Linked DNA regions of Mus musculus: region 2 is linked to region 1. A link is a loop called in an ENCODE intact Hi-C map of the cell type or tissue named here. Cell type or tissue: gastrocnemius. All regions are shown on one strand. Each heading gives the region's core, and the rest is flanking DNA. Links, peaks and the distances in the headings are about the cores only.

Evidence for each region. Peaks named below come from ENCODE experiments on the same cell type or tissue, not always from the same donor. Only the 100,000 strongest peaks of a DNase experiment are listed, where the experiment ranks them.
Region 2: it touches region 1 in a loop (2.9-fold over the local background); 1 of 42 quality-filtered maps calls a loop at or near these places.

The regions. Positions count from the first base shown.
Region 1 is chr1:166,000,521-166,005,893 of GRCm38, forward strand. Pou2f1 (POU domain, class 2, transcription factor 1) reads right to left here and starts at 2,114. Exons shown (of 16, transcript NM_198932.3): 1 at 2,042-2,114. The coding sequence starts at 2,102. In gastrocnemius, for the core only: a CTCF peak has its summit at 2,235 (motif pointing right); DNase peaks (open chromatin) are centred at 487, 1,078, 2,341 and 2,896; H3K4me3 peaks cover 3,266 bases; H3K27ac peaks cover 2,960 bases.
Region 2 is chr1:166,124,208-166,129,580 of GRCm38, forward strand. Dusp27 (dual specificity phosphatase 27 (putative)) reads right to left here and starts at 3,691. Exons shown (of 6, transcript NM_001160049.1): 1 at 3,585-3,691; 2 at 2,863-2,992. The coding sequence starts at 2,972. In gastrocnemius, for the core only: no CTCF peak of the experiment used is centred there; no DNase peak of the experiment used is centred there; H3K4me3 peaks cover 2,279 bases; H3K27ac peaks cover 3,082 bases.

The sequences.
Region 1 (5,373 bases), core at 256-5,255:
TCTATGTCAGTAACAGCACAAGAATGCCGGCCTCCCTTCAAGTTGGTGCAGAAACTGGAAAAGCAGCCCTGCTGAGAGAGTATCCAAGTGTTGTCAGCCGGACTTTCTAAAATACCTCGCTACTCCATCACTCCTGAAAGGGAAGTCTGCCGGTTTTACAAATACTACAAATCTTTACATAGCCTGACCGAGTTAACTCAGGAAGAGAGTGACTATTCCCACAACAAAGTCCTGTATTTGTACTAAACCAGTAGCTCACAGAAGCCTCTGTAAATTGGAAATAAGGTCCACATACTATGAACTGAAAGATAAACTCCTTTTAGAAGAAAACAAGCCAACCTCAGAGCTGATGCTTAGCTCGGAGCTGTTTTTATGCTGGAAGGTCCCCAAGAGGATGTGTTTTGCCTGCGGAGGAGGGGACTCGAGTGGCAGTTGATGGGGGAGTCATTTTGGTTATTAGTAAATAAATCAAGCAGCAGAGAACAGGGCCTAGGCAACTAGGGCAGTCCAGGCCTAGTTCTCTCCTTGTCTTCCCAGCACAGACTGGGTTTGATCTCAGAGTCCTGTGGATTGCCAAGGAGGAGGAGAAGGAAAAAAAAAAAAAAAGAATCATATCGAACCACAAAAGCACATGGGGCGAATGTAAAATATAAACACGGCGTTGGGCTGTGAGTGGCTGTTATTAAAGGTCTGAATTACTAAACATGAGAGGCGGGGAAAGCCAGGCGGCCATTTCAAGAATATAAACCTCCCTGAATTAGACATTATTCAAATGAGAAGCAAGTAGAGAAGACCCAGCACGCAGCTAGAAAGCACTACCACACACAGTCAGGGAGGGGGATCTCCGTGTCTAGCCACCACCCCCGCTCCCCGCAGTACAGGAGAAATCTAGAATATGATCAACTTGTCAGGCCAGCCCTTTGAGGGCAGGAGGGCAATCCTTTACGGTCCAGTTCTCGGGTGACCTCCGAGAGCTCCGAGGCCTCAGAGCGAGAGGGTCCCCAAGGCTACCAGCGCGTGGGGGGGGGGGGATGTGCGCGGAGGAGCTACCAGACCCCGCGAGCACCTCCAACCCAACTGTCCCGCGCGACCCACAGCAGCGCGGACCTCTGGGTGAGGGCCCGGGACACACGGACAACCGAAGCCATTTCCACGGAGGGGAACTTCCCCGAGGGTTCCTCCCACCTAGCCCAGCCTCCAAAGGGTCCGGGGGACCCCAGAGCGAGCTCACAACCCGAAGGCCAGCTCACAGGGCCCACGCCACGCTGCCCCTAACCAGAGACACGGACTGGCTGGGGTCAGGCCGCTGCCCCGGGCACGAGCAGGGCGCGGCTGAGGGGCCCCGGGCCGTGACCCCCGGGCTCGGCCCCACGCGGACCCCCCGCACGGCCGGGGGCAGGGCACCACTCCCCGGTGCGTCCCGCAGCGAGCAGCGTTCCCCAGCCCGAGCCCGCGCCGGCTCCCAATCCTGGGGGGGCGCCGCGCGGGTGTCCGGCCACCGGGGTCCGCTCGGGCCCCGCCGCCCACCGGCATTGTGCTCGCCGCCACCTCTGGCCCCTCCACGCCCCCCCACCGCCCGTCCAGGTCTCCCGCCCGCACCCCGCCGCGCCCCGCCAGCCCAGCAGCTATGAATATGTAAAATGTCTTTATTGTCCTCTCCCGGTGCCCCGGCCCCGCCGCCTGCCGTGGACCCGCTTAGATTCGGGCACCGTGCGAGGAGGCGGCGGCGGCCGGCGGAGGAGGAGGGCCGGTGCCGGCGGGCGGGCCGGCGCGGCAGCCGCGGGGTGGGCCGGGGGCAGGAGGAGCGCGGTGGCTCACAGCCCCCTTTGCCCCGGGTCTTCTTCCCCCTCCGCCCGGCCGCTCCGAGCTCCTTTTCCCCCTCCGCTCGGCGCCCAGAGGGGGCTGTGTTCCCCGGCCCCCCATCTCCTCGCCGTTAATTATAATAATCCTGAGTACTAATAAATTATGCTAAGTCGCGGGGGGGGCAGCGGGAGCCCGGCTCGAGTATGAATATGAATATGTAAAATGCTGTAATGATTACCTGCTGCTGCTGCCGCCGCGGCTGAACTCTCATCTTGACTCGCTGCTCCTCCGTCCGCCATTTTGAATATTTTAACCAAAATCGCCCGGTCGATAAACCCTCCCTCGCTCCCGCTCCCCTCCCCCTCCCGCCCTGCTCGCCGCCTCCCTCCTCTCCGCACCCTCCCGTTCCTTCCTCTCCCGAGGCGCGCGCCAGGGGGCGCCCGAGGCCGGCGCTGCTCTCCGCCGGCCCCCTTGGAAGAGCTCCACCCCCCTGCGCGCGCGGTGCGCACGCGCGTCCAGGCTGCAGGGACCCCGCCCCCTCAGGCTTCTAAAGTGCCCCCTAACCTGCCAATCATCTCTTCCTTGTTTTGTTTTTTTTTCTTTCCCCCTCCCGTCCGCGCCGCTGTGCGCACGCGCAGTTTTCTCCACGCGCCGGAGAGGTAGGAAGCGCATGCGCGTCTCTTCGCCCCCTCCCTCCCCCCGGGAGCGCGGCTTCACCCCAAAGTGTAGTATGTCAAGTGCTTGTTTACGTCTCGGGATGGGCTTCCCGTCTTCCGTGTTAGTCCCCTCCCGGATAAGTTCGGGGTTTCCACGGCGGTACTGTAAAAGGGCAACATGCCCGGCGTCTCGCCGCGAGGACACGCGTGAGGGACTAGCGAGCGCTCCACGGCCGCGCACTTTTTCAGGACTCCCTCGCAGTTGACTGCGACAATGGAGGGGACCGCTCCCCGCCGAGGTAATTTCCGGCCCTGTGTGCAGGTGGGGGCGGAAACGCCCTCGGCGGGCAACGGGCACGAGGCACCTGCTGGGCCACGCGCGGACGTCCCGCTTTAAATTTGAATCCGAGCTAATCCCCGCCCCGCGCCTCAGCCCACGCCGCAGATTCGGGGCGGGGCCGGCGGGCGGACTCCTGGGGGCGTGTCCTGGCGGCTCTAATTAGCCAGGCAAAGAGTCGCCTCCACTTGTCGCGCGTGCCCGGCCCAGCCTCTGTGGGAGCGGCCGTCCGAGTCGCCCGGACGCCCTTGCACGCGCCCACCCGTGCGAAACAAACAGACCCCATCTGCGTAGGGATTCTTTTTTCTTTTTTTTTTTTTTTCTTCTGGAGCACCTTTTAAAGGCTAATTGTAAACTGACCTGATTAAAACCATGCAAGTTGGCAATAGCGCCAACGGTTACGAATTCTCTTTGCTCTGTCGTTCAGTAAATACGATCGCGGGGGGCGGGGGGTGGGGGTGGTGATATTCCTCTTGTGACCATCTTCCTAAGTAATTAGCCAAAATATTGCCCAGATTGCTCCTTTATTGCAAAAAAAAAAAAAAAAAAAAAAAAAAAAAAAGGCCTGGATGAAGACCCAAATCTATTTTACTAATTCTTGACAAGTCCCAAGATTTTCCTAAAAAAATTTCTAAGGATAAAAACAAAAATATTGTGTGGTAAGAATAAATAGGTCCTAGGCTGTCCTTGAGAGGGGTATTCCTAAGTTTCAACTGGGTAAAACTGCAGGTTCTGCACACACACACACTCACACACACACACAGCCCTAAACACCCTAAATAAACAGATCCCTACCTGGAAGCAATTATTTTAGCGGTTAAAGTTTTCATTGTGAGCCCGAGGTTGCTTGTTGAATTCTTTACTCTGCACAAGTACACCTAAAACTGTCTGTCTGTTACAGCTAGTGATTTGAGGTGAGATTGATTTATTCGAAGTAATTAAGCCTTAGGGTGTGCACATGACTGCTTAAACCAAATAATTGGTCCACCCTATAATTATTTCAAAATACACAAACCAGCACAGTAAAGGAAATGCAAATTTGAACCATGTTACAATTAATATCTGGAAATATGACAAAATTATATTACTATAAGGGAAATCTTGGAATATAATTTAAAGTGAAGTAAACAACACTATTCCTGGCAGGTACAAATTTGAAGTCATCACCACTAACCTATTTTCTTCCTATTTAGTCTTAGTTTGCTCTTTGGTTCAAAAATTAAATGAATATGACCTTCGTTCAAGTCACTGAACCTGGTGGATACACTATTCATTCTGCATTGTTTCATTTCCATCAAAGGAAGTAGGTGTGGAGAGAATTAGTTAAAGAATAATTCTATGTGTAGGGTGGGAAAAGTTTAAAATAGTCTGTATCAGTCTTTTCCATAATGGCAGTATTTATGTTTGCATCTGTGTCCCCAGTGCTTAGCCCAACTCTTGGCTTTAGTAGATGCTTATAAGTGTTTTGAAAGGTATTAAAAAATAAACCCGACAACTGTCAGACCACGCTCTCAAACTCCTGCCACCACTAGTTCCCTCTCGGCCACAATCCCCTGTAACCGGCACTCCATTAACCAAATAGGTCCCCCATCCTCAAAGTTTGATAACACAATACCCAGTAACCCGGCAAAATAATGACTCTTAAGTTAACCAATTAGATTTATGTATCAATAATATCACAATTTACAAGATGCCAGTAAATAATCTCAGGGCCAATTGATAATGATAAAACTTTAACCCAAATATTCTAACCTTTTGATAACACCACTTTGGCCTCCATTTTCCTTCTCCCTCCTCCTGAGACCTCTCTGTCTCTCAACTCTTAGCTCCGCCTTCCCTTTCCCTGTCTGGTCACAGGCCTCTGCACTAATGTAATTGGACAGGGAAAATCCTGTGACACATAAATGATTATTGGATTTTTTAAAAGCAAATAAAATTATATAAGGGTTTTTTTTAAACTGATGAGATCATTCAAAAATATGATGTTACCATGATCTTTACTAGTTGCTGAGTATAAGGAAATACCTGAGATAGTGTTTTGAGTCTAGCACACTTAAAGGTAGCAACCTCTTTTATCCATGTGGACCTTGGAAGGCATGAAGTCTATTATCTTAGTTTTCCAGGATGGAGGTATTGAAGCATAAAGATTGTCCAGCGTCACACTATCCTTAAACGATGCAACTGAAGTTCAAACATAAGCAAGAGACCATCTTAACCATTCTGCTATGGATCTGCTATGGATCAGGCCATGTCTTTTATTGACAAATAATGTTTTGATTTGTGAATAGGTATGGTCATGTAACTAAATTGGAGTTTTGTGGTCTTTCTTAAAGAAAATGCCTTCCTTTTCCTTCCTTGCTTCCTAAATACATGAATGAGGATCAAAATTCCTTCATCATTCTTGGTCCGTGAGGTGCCATTGTTCCCATGATACAATATGTTGTTAGGAATAAGCAGACTTGATCTTGCCTCCACGGGGAGAAGGGATCATGAGACAAAGAGTGGCGCTGTGTTCCTTAAATAGACCTTAACTCTCCATACTGCCACACATGCTTGTTAAGGGCTAAGCAGTGAAGA
Region 2 (5,373 bases), core at 269-5,268, 120 kb after region 1:
AAGAGAGTTTGATAATTTTGCTCTTTTAATTGGAATATTTGATCTATTCATATTTAACGCAATTATGTCTCTAATTAAACACACATTTTACCTTTCCTTCCTATTTGTTGTACCTTTTCTGTATTTTTTGGTTCTTTCTTTCTTCTTTTGCTTTCTCCCGCCTTGCTGATTATATTTCACACTACCGGTTTTCCCTCTTTAGCGATACACTAGTTACGGATTCTTTTGCAGCAGTTTCCAGTAGTTACGCTGCAAACTACAACACGTTCTAGACTTCCTGCCTTAAAGTCTAGTTTCAGGCAGTCATTCAGATAATGATCATTAGGTTGCCGAGGAAGAAAGACACAAACAGGGTTGACATGGGGTGCTGGCTGTCCTGCATACTGAGATCACAGTCTACTAAGTTTTTGAAGAGTGAACTTTGGGTGGTATGTGCTCCGATTTTCCATGAGCAAGATACAACCTGCAGAGGCCGTTCAACCTTCAGGGAAGTCCCACTTTCCCACCCACTTTACAAGTGGCAGTAGAAGACAATGAACACAGGCCTCTGCAGACCGAGAGGCCAAGGGAAGTGGCAAATAAGAGCGATCCTCTCAAGAGACATGTCCTGGTTAGACTAGATTTCCTCATTTCTAGAGTAGCCATGTTCACCAGTAGCAGGACGGCTCCATCTTCCTCTCCTTTCATAGGATGGAAACTTTCCTACCCATCATCCTGGTGAGACTGTGAGCTGATACATTTGGGTCTGAGAATAAAAGTGTTCTGTGTGGGCACAAAGGCTGACGTGGGTAGACTGCCTGGAGGAGTACAACATGGCCAATGCTGCTATGTATCAACAAACTTACTTCCCCTTCTCCCTGGGCCCTGAAACCTGGGATCTATTGTCCTTTGCAAGGAAGTAGGACCTTGCAGAGTTCCAGCTGGTGGACTATGAACACAAGGGAAGTGTCTCTTTTTTTCTGAGGAAACTCCGCCCAGGGAACAGCTTGGTTCTACTCCTTTTTATCTTGATGCTGATGAGCACAGTGACTGGAAAAGGCAACGTTTCTCTAGTGAACTGGAAGATAGTAGGGGTTCTCTGCTCCCGACTGTGTTGCTCAAGGACCTGCCCCGGAGTTTATCTGAATGAAAAAGACTCCTCTGTTTGGTCTACACAAGACTGCCACTCCCTATCCACACCCTGGGGAATGTGGTTTGAATAAGAACTGCTTCTGTAGATTCACCGTTTGAATGCTTGGGTATCCGGGAGTGGTACTAGAGAGGGATTTTTAGGTGTGGTCTTGCTGCAGGAAGTGTGTCCCTGGGGGTGGGCTTTGAGGTTTCAAAAGCTCAAACCAGGCCCAGAGTTGCTCTTTCTTCCTGCTGCCTGAAGATCCGGATGTAGAATTCTTAGCTACTTTTCCAGTACCGTGTCTGCCACGCTCCCCACCATGATGACAATGGACTAAACCTCTGAACCTGTTAGCCAGCCCTCTCAATTAAATGCTTTCCTTGATAAGAGTTGCTGTGGTTGTCAGCTATTGGATGGGTCACACGGCCCCCAATGGAGGAGCTAGAGAAAGTACCCAAGGAGCTAAAGGGAACTGCAACCCTATAGGTGGAACAACAATATGAACTAACCATACCCGGGAGCTCTTGTCTTTAGCTGCATATGTATCGAAAGATGGCCTAGTCGGTCATCACTGCAAAGAGAGGCCCATTGGACTTGCAAACTTTATATGCCCCAGTACAGGGGAACACCAGGGCCAAAAAGGGGGAGTGGGTGGGTAGGGGATTGGGGGTGGGTGGGTATGGGGGACCTTTGGGATAGCATTGAAAATGTAAACGAGGAAAATACCTAATTAAAAAAAAAAAGAGTTGCTGTGGTTGTGGTGTCTCTTCAAAGCAGTAGGACACTGACTAAGACAGGAAGTGTGGAAGAGTACAACACCATCTTAAATCTCTAACTATGATAGCTTTTCTAGGTCTGTCACACGATGCTGAACTTTAAAGGTGAAATCTCTAAATTCCATCTGGGCCGAGTTCCTGACCCATGCGTGGTGAGTTCATGGGTCTTAGACAACCCCAAAGCTCATAGCTTATTTAATGAGCTGTCTTCCTTCACCAGAGAGCTTTGAACACTGAGAAGCAGAAGCCAGTGAGGGAGACTCCAAGAGAACTCAGGAACACTTGGGTGAAGACGAAGCCATGGATGCTTAGAAGTCAAGGTTCTGAGGGCAAAAGTGTAGAGGGAAGATCAGCATGCTCTAAGGCCCTGGTTCAGTCCCCCGTCAGGTGAGAAGTGGGGGAGGAAACAGTTCCCTGCGATACCTTAGTTGAGCTTCTCTTTTGATTGACAGGGAGACAGACATGGGCTCAAGACCTTAGTGATTCTTCACATCATTTGTCAACAGAGCTATGGTACTACGGTAGAACAGAAACAGGTCTCTGTTCTCAGTCGTGACAGAAGAAAACGGGAATATATGGTATTTTCTTTAAAATCAACACCTCCATTGTGGTACAAAATAATTTTAGTACCAGGGCTTGGCCCTTGGTCCTCATTCCTTCTTCATCTCTCCTCTTAGACTTTCTGGCATCTCAACCCCATATCCAGCCCTGGTCCTGGTGAATCAAGTGCATCCTGTCGGTTGACCTGCCAAATTCCTACTTCCAGGTTCAGGCCAGCAGCAGCACCTCCCAGAAGCCTCTGGTCTTTCCCTGTGTGCTTGTCACCCCTCCCCCACCCTACCAGCCCACAGCACCACACATTCTGGAGAGACCAACGTCTAGCTCTCACCACCACGCCTCAGTCCACCATCCTGGGGAATAGAGCCCAGCGTCATGCTGACTGGCTCCTATGACACTCAGCAGTGGCCCACTTACTGGCTTGGGGAGGGACTCCGGAGATAGCGGGCCTGTACAGCTCTCACATCTGCTTCATCCTCCTCGTTTGGAACTACCTGCTCCTCCTCTGCGTCTCCACCGGTAGCCATGTCAGCCTGTCAGCCTCTGTCTGCCTGACAGGAAGAGGTTGTTTAGGGAATTAGATTCCATAGGCTTTGTAGGGGGAGGGGGACGTGTCACCAATGTCACCTTGGTGGACTGAGAATGGGGAGGGGAGGGCGTGCTAATACCCGAGTGGGTAAAGGAGCCATAGGGAAACCAAGAAGATGAAGGCCGACTGTCCTTAGAAGGATACCATGAGGTGACACAATATGTAAGAAGTGACATCTTGACTCCTTTCGTGGATATTAACAGGGAAGCAGAGAGGAAAAGCAAAGGTTTATTTTAACTGTAGTGTGGGAGGTTTGTGAAAGGCGGTGGATTCCCCAGACTAAAAAGGACATTTGAAGTCCCCCTTCCAACTACATTAATGTACACACCTTTTATCTTACTGGAAGGGAAAACAGGCTCCCTTCAGTGATATTTATTGACTCTGTGTCATTCAGGGCCTTGGGCTGAAGGTCCACCCCATAGCCTACCTATTAAGGCACAAAAAGTCCCTGATAGCTAGTCCCAGCTATGGCTGTGGCCTGACACTCAGGGCAGACTGGCACCCCTGAAGTCTAAGTCCCAGCTCACCACAGAAGGGAACGAACACTCACCTTGTGCTGGTGTGTCCTCACCAAGGACCAAGAACCCCAGGAAAGTGACCAGAAGTTTGGTCTAGAGAGGGACGGGAGCTTTCTCTTCTCTGGTGTGCTTCTGCTCTGAGGGACAGCTGTTAACAAGAAACCTTAGCCAGTCTCTAAATTTAGCCTCTGGCCCCATAGGATGGCAGCTCTCTGGGAGGAAGGAATGCAGGCTTCACTTAACCCTTTCCCTTCCGGCTGATTCTCAGACATTGATGTTTAGCAGTGGGTTTAGAACAGGCTCATGCTGTGACACAAGGACCTAGAGAAAACCATCTCCCGCAGGAGGCTGGCTCCTCAAAGCACTTTCTGAAAATAATCCAAATCAGCACATTTGGAACGAACTTAACTTTACCTCATAGCATCTTGGAGGAAGCCTAGGAAAGGAAAATACCAATTATACAGAACAGGTTGGCCCTCAGCCAGGCATGGGGAGAACACCATGTTTTGATTAAAGAGAAGTCATGGCTTGAGACCAGCCTGACAACAAGTTGTACCTTCCCTTCATATCTCTGCCTCACCATTCATGGCCCTGGTAGTGGCCAGTTGCAACTAGGGAGTAACGTAAGAATTCGGAAGACTTGATAAACTCCAAAAGACTCATGACCCACTCTATGGTGGAACTCATGACATTCTGCCACCATCCTTGCAGTCCCCAACTGCCCACAGTTAACCCTCTCATGCTCGACGTCCTGAGAGTCCGTGCATCCTTCCTTCTACCTGCCTCCATGCTTCTGGTGGCTTCCAGTTCACCCTCTCCACAGTGACCCCTCCCCTATCCATCCATCTTTCCATCTGCCTCCACGTTTGTAAATATTTCTTAGTTACCTCCTATGCACTGGGCACTGTACCTGACTAAGTTAGTTAGACTCATAGCCCTTGTCTTCCTAGCTAGATGGAAACGTGCCCAGAGTAGTAGCCTCAGAGATTGGCTGAATGAATGAATGAGCTCACAGTTTATTAGGAGGCATTAGACAGAGACTAAATATAGCTGAAGTGTAAGAGTGGAGTTCCTGCCCTAGAAGAGACTCAGAGCGCTGCACTGAATCTCAAGAAGGAGCAAGTTCTGAGCTGCGAAGCCAGGGAAGGCTTCGTGGGAGACATGATGTAGGAGCAGGCCTTTAAAGGATAAGCTGGATAAAATATAATGGGTATAATAGTGGGGAGGGGCTGCCGAGAGAGCACAGTGCACAGTCCTGCAGCAGGAAAGAACGAGCCGCAGCCGGCTAGATGTCTAAGTAGAGACAGAACAGAGGTTACACACCCTGGAAGATAACTCTTAAAAGGGAAGGGACGTTGAAGAGTGAATCCTAGCACACCTTACAGGACAATTTAAGGAGCAGATGGACGTCCGTTCATTTCTTAAGGGCTGCAGAGTCAGCAAGAGAGCCAGAGTAGAGACCCAGCATCAGGGGGTCTGTCCTGAGTAAGATAACCTGACGACAGTGTCCAGAAACTGGAAAATCATCATATACAGTAGGAGAAGGCTAAACTGTGACTAAGCAAAGTGTAACAGGTGAAAAGCAATAAGTTTGTAAGCCAACTAAACCTGGTAGTTAGAAAAGATCACTGTACACAGGGAATTTGTAATACAAGGCAACACCTGGGAAAGCATTTATAGTAATCACTTTATCAAAAGTGAGTTTCCCAAGAACACAAAGACACTCTAGAAACCAGGAAGCCCAAGACCAATAACTATGTAGAAATATGAACAAACTTGGAAAAGGTAACACGTGGTGTGATATTATTCATTACCTATTAA